Linked DNA regions of Homo sapiens: region 2 is linked to region 1. Evidence: read pairs that join two places in POLR2A ChIA-PET (ENCODE). Cell type or tissue: GM12878. All regions are shown on one strand. Each heading gives the region's core, and the rest is flanking DNA. Links, peaks and the distances in the headings are about the cores only.

Region 1 (4,399 bases), core at 169-4,168:
GATATGTGGTGTTTTTTTAGCGCAGTGGTGCGATCTTGGCTCACTGCGACCTCTGCCTCCTGGGTTTAAGCATTCTCCTGCCTCAGCCTCCTGAGTAGCTGGGACTACAGGCGCCTGCCACCACGCCTAGCCAACTTTTATGTTTTTAGTAGAGACGGGATTTCACCATATTAGCCAGGCTGGTCTTGAACTCCTGACCTTGTGATCTACCCGCCTTGGCCTTGCAAAGTGCTGGGATTACAGGCGTGAGCCACTGTGCCTGGCTGATATGTGGTGTTTTGTGATTATAAATTGTAGTGGAGTTCCTTAGTTTTGTTAAAGTCTTGTCAGTAGTTGTAAAAACATCAGCCAGTTGTGGTGGCTCAGGCCTGTAAGCCCAGCACTTTGGGAGGCCGAGGCTGGTGAATTGCTAGAGCTCAGGAGTTTGAGACCAGCCTGGGCAACATGGTGAAAACCTGTCCCTACAAAAAATACACACACACAAAAAGAAAAAAATCAGCAGGGTATGGTGTAGTATGCCTGTAGTCCCAGCTGCTTGGGAGGCTGAGGTGAAAGGCTCACCTGAGCCCAGGGAGATTGAGGCTGCAGTGAGCCATGTTCATGCCACTGTACTCCAGTGTTGGTGATGGAGTGAGACCCTGTCTCAAAAAAAAAAAGTGTGCCTTCAATAGAAGGCTTGAACGTATTTTATGGGATTTGGTTTAGCTGAAAAAAACAGTGAGAAGCAGATTAAGCTGGTAATTTCTGACAAAAAGTATCTAAAAGATGAAGTGAAGAATGTTAAACATCAAGTATTATATTACAGTTGCTCTTAGACTAGTAGCTTTTAGTTTATAACATGTCATTTGTTTGCTCTGAAGATTAAGCAAGTTCATACTTCTTGGAAGTTAAATTTGACTTTTCCAGAAGCACTGGATTATTTACGAAATAAAAAATATAATTGATAACTTTAAACTACTATTTCAGGTAGTCTATTACTAGTAAATGTATGATTCTACATTTAAATTTCAGGTAAATCTTTGTTAGTAACCTACTGCCTAAAAAAATGTTACATGAGGGAGTACTTTTGTTTGCATGTTAGGATCATAATAGGCCATACATAATAATCTTGAGCTTGGGAGGAGCTTGTTAGCCAAACAGCATGCCTTAATGTTGACTTGCAGAAGACAATTTTAAATATTGCCTTTGAAAGGCAGTGGATAATGTGACAGTGAGGGGGTTTATGAAACCATAAAATTGAGCTTTTTGACTTAGTTTTTGTTTTTAAGTTGTTCAGATCTTGGGAGTCATTTCTTCAAAACAAATGACTATGAGGTGGAAAATTACTTACCTTGAATAAATTAATTGGAAAATCAGAGAACACTGGGTTTATTTAGGATGAGGTTGTTTGGTATGTGTATGGGAGGGTAGAATTCCTAATTGCTCATCTGACTGGGTTCAAAATGTAATACTAGATATTTGTGTTGCAATTCAGTTGGTACTTTTGGTATAGGGCTAACTTATCTTGCGTGTAATTTTTTTTTTTTTTTTTTGAGATGAAATCTGGTGCTGTTGCCCAGGCTGGAGTGCAGTGGTGTGATCTTGGCTCACTACAACCTCCGTCTCCCAGGTTCAAGGGATTCTCATGCCTCAGCCTCCCGAGTAGCTGGGATTACAGGCGCCGGCCACCTTGCCTGGCTAATTTTTGTATTTTTAGTAGAGACGAGGTTTCACCATGTTGGCCAGGCTGGTCTTGAACTCCTGACCTCAAGTGATCCACCTGCCTCGGCTTCCCAAAGTGCTGGCATTACAGGCTCGCTCAGGCATCTTGCCTTGTAATTCTCATGATAGTAATGGCTATTTTTTTCTTGCCTTAGAGTTGTAAGTAAAAATTCCTTAATTACACATTAAGGTTTGATCTTTAATTTTACAATGTTTGAGTCATTTTGTTACTTCTTTTCTCCCAGAATGACTTGCGTAGCTCTAAATGATTTTAGTTAATTTCACATCTGTTTGCCTTTCTTCTAAAATGACCCCTAGAATCTCAGCTTAACTAAGGAAAATGTCAAGTGGGTGTTGTTTCTTTGTTAGTGGTTTTGGCCTAGACTATCTAAAGTTTGGCAAATTACTCACAAAGTATGTTAATTGGCATCACATTCCAATCAGTGTACATAGCATTTTTTGAGGAACACTTGACACACGGTTTTATTTTTAGACCAGATTCTAAGGGGTTTTACTGGGTGGGGCTTAACAATCCTAAAGCTAGTTTACGGTTTTAAAATCTTTATGATTTAGAGGTTGTTTACATTTTTTGTTAATAAATGGGAAGCAGCAGGCAGTGGCAGTCAATTTTGTTTGTTTCTTTTTTTGTTTTTTTTGAGACGGAGTTTCGTTCTTGTTGCCCAGGCTGGAGTGCAGTGGCATGATCTTTCCTCACCACAGCCTCTGCCTCCTGGGTTCAAGCGATTCTCCTGCCTCAGCCTCCTGAGTAGCTGGGATTACAGGCATGCGCCACCACACCTGGCTAATTTTGTATTTTTAGTAGAGACAGGGTTTCACTGTGTTGGTCATGCTGGTCTTGAACTCCCTAACTCAGGTGATCTGCCTGCCTCAGCCTCCCAAAGTGCTGGGATTACAGGCGTGAGCCACCACGCCCAGCCCTCACATAACTTTTATGATATTATGTTCTTATAATTGTTCCATTATTAATTATAATTAATCTCTCACTGTGCCTAATTTATATGTTAAACTTGATCATGGGTATGTATGTACAGGAAAAAACATAGTGTATACAGTATAGTATACTGTTCTTGCTTTCAGGCATTCATTGGTAGTCTTGGAACATATTCCAAGTGGATATGGAAGCACTACTATGTGATGGAATGTTACTCAGTAATAAAAAGAAAGGATGTACTGGTGTATACTACAACATTGGAAACATATTAAGTAAAAGAAACCATGCAGGAAAGACCACATATTGAATTATTCCATTTATATGTAATGTCCAGAATAGGAAAATCCTTAGTGACAGAAAGTAGATCAGGGGCTGAGGGATGTAGGGAATGGTCAGTGACTGTGATAGGGTTTTTTTTTGTTTTGTTTTGTTTTGTTTTGTTTTTTTTTTGGGTGATAAAAGTGTTCTACAATTATGGAGATGGATCCACAACTGTGAATATAATAAAAGCCATTTTATTGTGTACTTTTTTTTTTTTGAGATGTTTTGCTCTTGTTGCCCAGGCTGGAGTGCAGTGGTGCACAATCTCAGCTCACCGCAACCTCTGCCTTGGGTTCAAGCGATTCTCCTGCCTCAGCCTCCTGAGTAGCTGGGGTTACAGGCATGCACCACCATGCCCGACTAATTTTGTATTTTTAGTAGAGATGGGGTTTCTCCATGATAGTGAGACTGGTCTCGAACTCCCGACCTCAGGTAATCTGCCCACCTCGGCCTCCCAAAGTGCTGGGATTTACAGGTGTGAGCCACTGCGCCTGGCCCCTGCCTGGAAATTCTTAAGAATTAAATATTATTTTCTTTGAGTAAGTAATAATGTCAGATGTCACAAAATTTAAAGGATATAGAAAGTTATGTTGTGCATAGTTATTCTACGTTCTCCTTTGTTCTCTAGCTACCCAGCTTCCTTTCACAGAGGGAAATGTGAATTCTTATGTATCCTATTTTGTGACGACACAAAAATATTTAAGGGTAGATGTGCTGGCCTTACTTTCTTGCTCAAATCTTCCAGGCTCTCCCTGGCTACCAGACTAAGTATATACAATTCTTGCTTCTGTGTCTTGCTCACATGGCTTTCTCATAGTAATAGTATGTTTAGTGGAAATCAAAAGCCAGTATTTTTAGGCCCCTGTAGGTGCAGGCCAGTGCACTTGGTGCAGCATAAGGCAAGTTCCTACCTTCAAGGACCTTATCTAATTGAGAGAGGCTGACATTTCCTTACTTTTATCTATTCCTCTTTTTTTTTTTTTTCCCCGAGATGGAGTTTCACTCTTATCACAAAGGCTGGCGTACAGTGGCGTGATGTTGGTTCACTGCAACCTCTGTCTCCCGGGTTCAAGTGATTCTCCTGTCTCAGCTTCCCAAGTAGCAGGGATTACAGGCATCTGCCACCACGCCCGGCTAAATTTTGTATTTTTAGTAGAGATGGGGTTTCATGATGTTGGCCAGACTGGTCTTGAACTCCTGACTGCAGATGATCCACCTGTCTCAGCCTCCCAGAATGCTGGGATTACAGGTGTGAGCCACCGCAGTGGCCAAGTTGAATTTCTTGTATAGATGTCTTATGTCTCAGTTTAAAAATGAGGCATGTCTTACTCTTGCCTATATATTTCCAGTGGGGCATGTCTTATCCTTTTTTATATATCTCCAGTTCTCAAAACCTTGTCTTACACAGCAAACATTAATCAGAGG
Region 2 (4,399 bases), core at 135-4,134, 160 kb after region 1:
AGTGTTGATTACAGGTGTGAGGCACCACGCTTGGCCAAGAAGTGCTTTTTTATTACTTGTGTGGAAAAGGAAGTTTTAACTTTTTCACTATGAAGATTCTCATTTATTTCCTTTTTCCCCTGTGAATTTTTCCTGCAGTTGTAATCATTTTGTTGGTGAATTTTATTTTACGTGTTGCTTTTTTCACCCAATTGTACCTAATAAGCATGTGCCTATGTTTTTGTTTTTTTGAGACAGTGTCTCACTGTTGCCCAGCCTTGATCTCCCAGGCTCAAGAAATCCTCCCACCTTAGCCTCTTGAGTAGCTGGGACTACTGGCATGTACCACCACACCCAGCAATTTATTTTTGTTTTTAGTAGAAATGAGGTCTTGCTATATTGCCCTGGCTGGTCTTGAGCTCCTGGCCTCAAGTGATCCTCCTGCCTCGTCCTCCCAAAGTGCTGGGATTACAGGTGTGAGCCACTGCACCTGGCTCCTATGTTCTTAATATGACTTCATAAACCTCATTCTAAGTCTACATGATATTTCTTTGAATGGGTATCTCATATCCCATTTAGCAATTAGATTGTTTCTAATTTTTAGCAATTCCAGACAGCTCTAGGGTAACTCTGACAGCAAGTCCCTTCATGACGTAGCTCTTACCTGGCCTCCCTAGGCTTTTCTCAAGATGGCTGACTTCCACACGTGAGCCCTTCTTGCTCAGCTGTACTCAAGATCAGGTGTAATTATCACCGCATTTTGTTTTCTCCCAAATAAAGGAGAGAATACCACTGGCCTTGTCTTAATTTTATAAATTTTTTTAAAAGTTATTCACCAACTCTGGGGTTTTAGTTGAAATGGCCCTCACAGCTGCTGTGGCCCAAAGCCTGCTGCTTCCCTTGGACCCTACAACAGGCCAGCTACCAGCTGCAGGCAAAAGACATCCCTATTAGCCAACATCTCCAGGAACGGATGGCTTTGGAGGAAGCGATTTATTTTCTTCTACTTACTTCCTCATTTGGGGCAGCCTCCCTCTCGCTCATGGCACACTCCGCTTCCTCGACCAGCACGTACTCATGGTCAGGCCCTCTGTCCCCAGGATGCAGGAGGCCGATGTGCTGGCTGCCGTCTTCATGATGAAGGCCACGCTGGAGGATGAGAGCATCTTGTTTGCAGCAACAGACATGGGGCAGAGGTGAGGCATCCTCTCGCACGCTTTTCTCAAAGCTCTCTGTTGTTGGGTGGCAGCCAGAGCCCTCCTGCAGGCAGCCTAATGGCTCACGGGGATCACCCACACCACCTGACTTTCCAGAGTCCCCGTTTACCACAGAAGGTCTCTCTCCCCCTGCTGTGCCTTCCATGTTGGAAACCATTCCAGAGTTAAGCTTGTCATGCACTTGAGCCTCTTCATTCCTTTTCACAGGAGGATGCTCAAGCGGTTTCGTGTAATCCTTGAGGATTCTGCGCACTGTACTCTCATCCTGCCCCTGTCTACGCATCAGCTCTGCTGCCCACTCAACACTATGCTGATACCTGCAAGACAGAAATACTGTTAGAAACAGCACTCGAATTTCAAAATTGAAAAAACAACAAAGCACATAAAACAGACTGGAAGGTGACACACCAAAATGTTTACAGCAGTATTATTGAATGGTGCATTATAGATAAATATTTTTCTTCTTTATACTTTTCTGCATTTTCTTTTCTTTCTTTTTTTATTTTTTTGAGATGGAGTCTTGCTCTGTTGCCAGGCTGGAGTGCAGTGGTGTGATCTTGGTTCACTGCAACCTCCACCTCCTGGGTTCAAGCAATTCTTGTGCCTCAGCCTCCAAGTAGCTGGGACTATAGGCATCTGCTAACACACCTGGCTAATTTTTGTATTTTTAGTAGAGATGGGGTTTCACTATATTGGCCAGGATGGTCTCGATCTCCTGACCTCACGATCCGCCCGCCTTGGCCTCCCAAAGTGCTGGGATTACAGGTGTGAGCCACCGCGTGTGGCCTCTGCATTTTCTAAGTGTTCTGCAACAAGCATATGTTACTTCTTGTTTCTTTGCTTTTACAATATAGTTTCATTTTATTTGCTTTATTTGAAAAAAAAAAAACAAAAAAAAAAACAAAAAAAACTAACCCCCAGTTTAACAAACTATGAAAATTTATCTAATTTAAAACTGATAGATTAAGTGATTTAGGTAAATAAACAAGAAAATGGCCATCCTTTATCAAGATTTTTTTTTTGTATTATTGTTGTTATTTTTTGAGATGGAGTCTTGCTCTGTCACCCAGGCTGGAGTGCAGTGGCACGATTTCGGCTCACTGTAACCTCTGCCTCCCGGGTTCAAGCGATTCTTCTGCCTCAGCCTCCCGAGTAGCTAGGATGACAGGCTTGCGTCACCACCCCCAGCTAATTTTTTGTATTTTTGAACACAAATTTTTGGCCAGGCTGGTCTTGAACTCCTGACCTCAAGAGATCCGACCGCCTTGGCCTCCCAAAGTGCTGGGATTACAGGTGTAAGCCACCGCTCTCAGCTTGTTTTGTATTATTTTCAATTTTGGATCTCATAATGTTTTCAGATAGATATGCCATTCATAATACAAATAACTTGTTTAGCATTGGAAAGCAAAATGAGAATTTCAATAAATATTCATCACAGTGCCTACTAACCCTTTCACAGGATAAGGAGAGAAATGATTTGGCTTATGTAGATTCATCCACATATTCTAACAGAAATGGCCCTTTTCCTCACAATACTTTGCAGAGTAGATTTTATTGATAAAATTCTTGTTAAGTTTCTAAAACTTGAAGCTAACACCCAAGTTACAAAACACTTCCCAAGTTACAAAAAATTATAGGCAAAACAATAGGGCAAAGCATTCATGCCTAGGCTGTTGGGATGTGTTCATGTGATGTGAGAACTACCAGATGTTGGAAATCTGATCAGAAGGTCAAAGACATTGTGAAACTCAAGTGCTTTTTGCCTCGACCTTCAGTGATTAGTCTGAAAGGCATCCAAGACAACACGTGGCTTGTGAGAAGGCAGATGTAACTTTACTTTTCACCTTCTTTTACCTGGTTAAGAAGACTGAACAGTGCTCGATGCGGCAGCACATATACTTAGAATGGCCCCTGTGCAAAGATGACACGCAAATTTGTGAAATGTTCCAAAAGAAAAAAAAAAAGACTGAATATGTCATAGTTTACAAACTGCTATATCTCACACAGTTCAACAAGGACATTGGCTTCTGCTGTACCTAAAAAGAGACTAGTGGTTGCTTAACCCTGATTCCTAAGAATCCCAAAGCTGTCTATACCCTGTTCACCCCACATGAGGATGAACATCAGGGATGCCTCCCTATATACTGGGAATTGTATCCTAAAGATTAACACCTGGTAAGGCTACCCTAATACCTGAGAGTCAGTACGGCACCGTGACTTTGGTATGGCACATTTTGTGTCCAGCCCTGTTACTTATAACTGTGTGGCAATGCAAATTACTTAACTTCTCCGTGCTTCAATTTTCCCACCTATAAAATGTGGAGATGAGTACTACCACCTCAAAGGGATCTTGTTATGTATTACTTTTAAAACCAGCAAAAAGAACATAGCTGTGCCACAACCTGCAGGGTGTCTTCTCACCTGGAACATGGCCACCTATGCATACGTTTAAAAGAACTTTCATGTGAGGGGTCTAAAAAGAATCTTAGCTCTTCATATCAACATAAGCATTGGCTCTACAGGGTCTATAAATTTCCTTTATTTGAACACAAATTTTTGTGACAATATATTTTTCTGGGGAAGGGACCCAAAACTTTTGCCAAATTCCGTGACTCAAAACACGTGACAGAACCACTGATTTAAAGGGTCAATAGTTCCTCCTTTGACCAGAAGATCTGGAGTGAAGTGAGCACACAGAGGGCACTGCTCTGCTCTTTGCAGCAGAGCAGTCAAAGCAGACGTGGGTTCCAATCCTTGCTCCATCACGTTCTCATACCAGCTATATGACCCCACCTCTCTAAGGCTCAGTGACCATCTACAAACCAGGGATAACTGCACCTACCTCCTGGGGTTGCAGCAAGAATTAAATAAGACACGTAAAGTGCATAGCCCATAAGAAGTGTTCAATCAATACTACTATATCATTGTGGAGTTTTTAGGAGTGGCTTGAAAAATAAATCAGACTCAATATATGGTATCTTGAAAAAGATGTTAATGAATGGAAATGTCTTAATTTGCTGTTGAGAGCAGAGGCAGCAGTGCAGGGATGAACGCAGCCTCTGGAGGTCTAGGTCCTGGAGTTGGCTCTTCCGTGTGGCTCTGAGCTAAGCCACTTAGCACTTCTACCTCTGTGCCTTCTGTCACATACCAGAACCAGGCCATACCTGTGTTCCCTTTTCAGGGTCTCAGAGGATCGCTATGAA

Evidence for each region. Peaks named below come from ENCODE experiments on the same cell type or tissue, not always from the same donor. Only the 100,000 strongest peaks of a DNase experiment are listed, where the experiment ranks them.
Region 2: POLR2A ChIA-PET joins it to region 1 with 5 read pairs; 3 of 35 experiments call an interaction of 5 or more read pairs at or near these places.

The regions. Positions count from the first base shown.
Region 1 is chr3:12,656,561-12,660,959 of GRCh38, reverse strand. The region is part of intron 1 of RAF1 (Raf-1 proto-oncogene, serine/threonine kinase); the gene reads left to right. Among named protein-coding and RNA genes, the nearest start is that of RAF1, 5.4 kb to the left of the region's middle. RefSeq lists an enhancer at 3,791-4,399. In GM12878, for the core only: no CTCF peak of the experiment used is centred there; no DNase peak of the experiment used is centred there; H3K4me3 peaks cover 1,235 bases; H3K27ac peaks cover 1,387 bases.
Region 2 is chr3:12,500,376-12,504,774 of GRCh38, reverse strand. It overlaps TSEN2 (tRNA splicing endonuclease subunit 2), which reads right to left. Exons shown (of 12, transcript NM_025265.4): 5 at 991-1,513. Among named protein-coding and RNA genes, the nearest start is that of TSEN2, 18 kb to the right of the region's middle. In GM12878, for the core only: no CTCF peak of the experiment used is centred there; no DNase peak of the experiment used is centred there.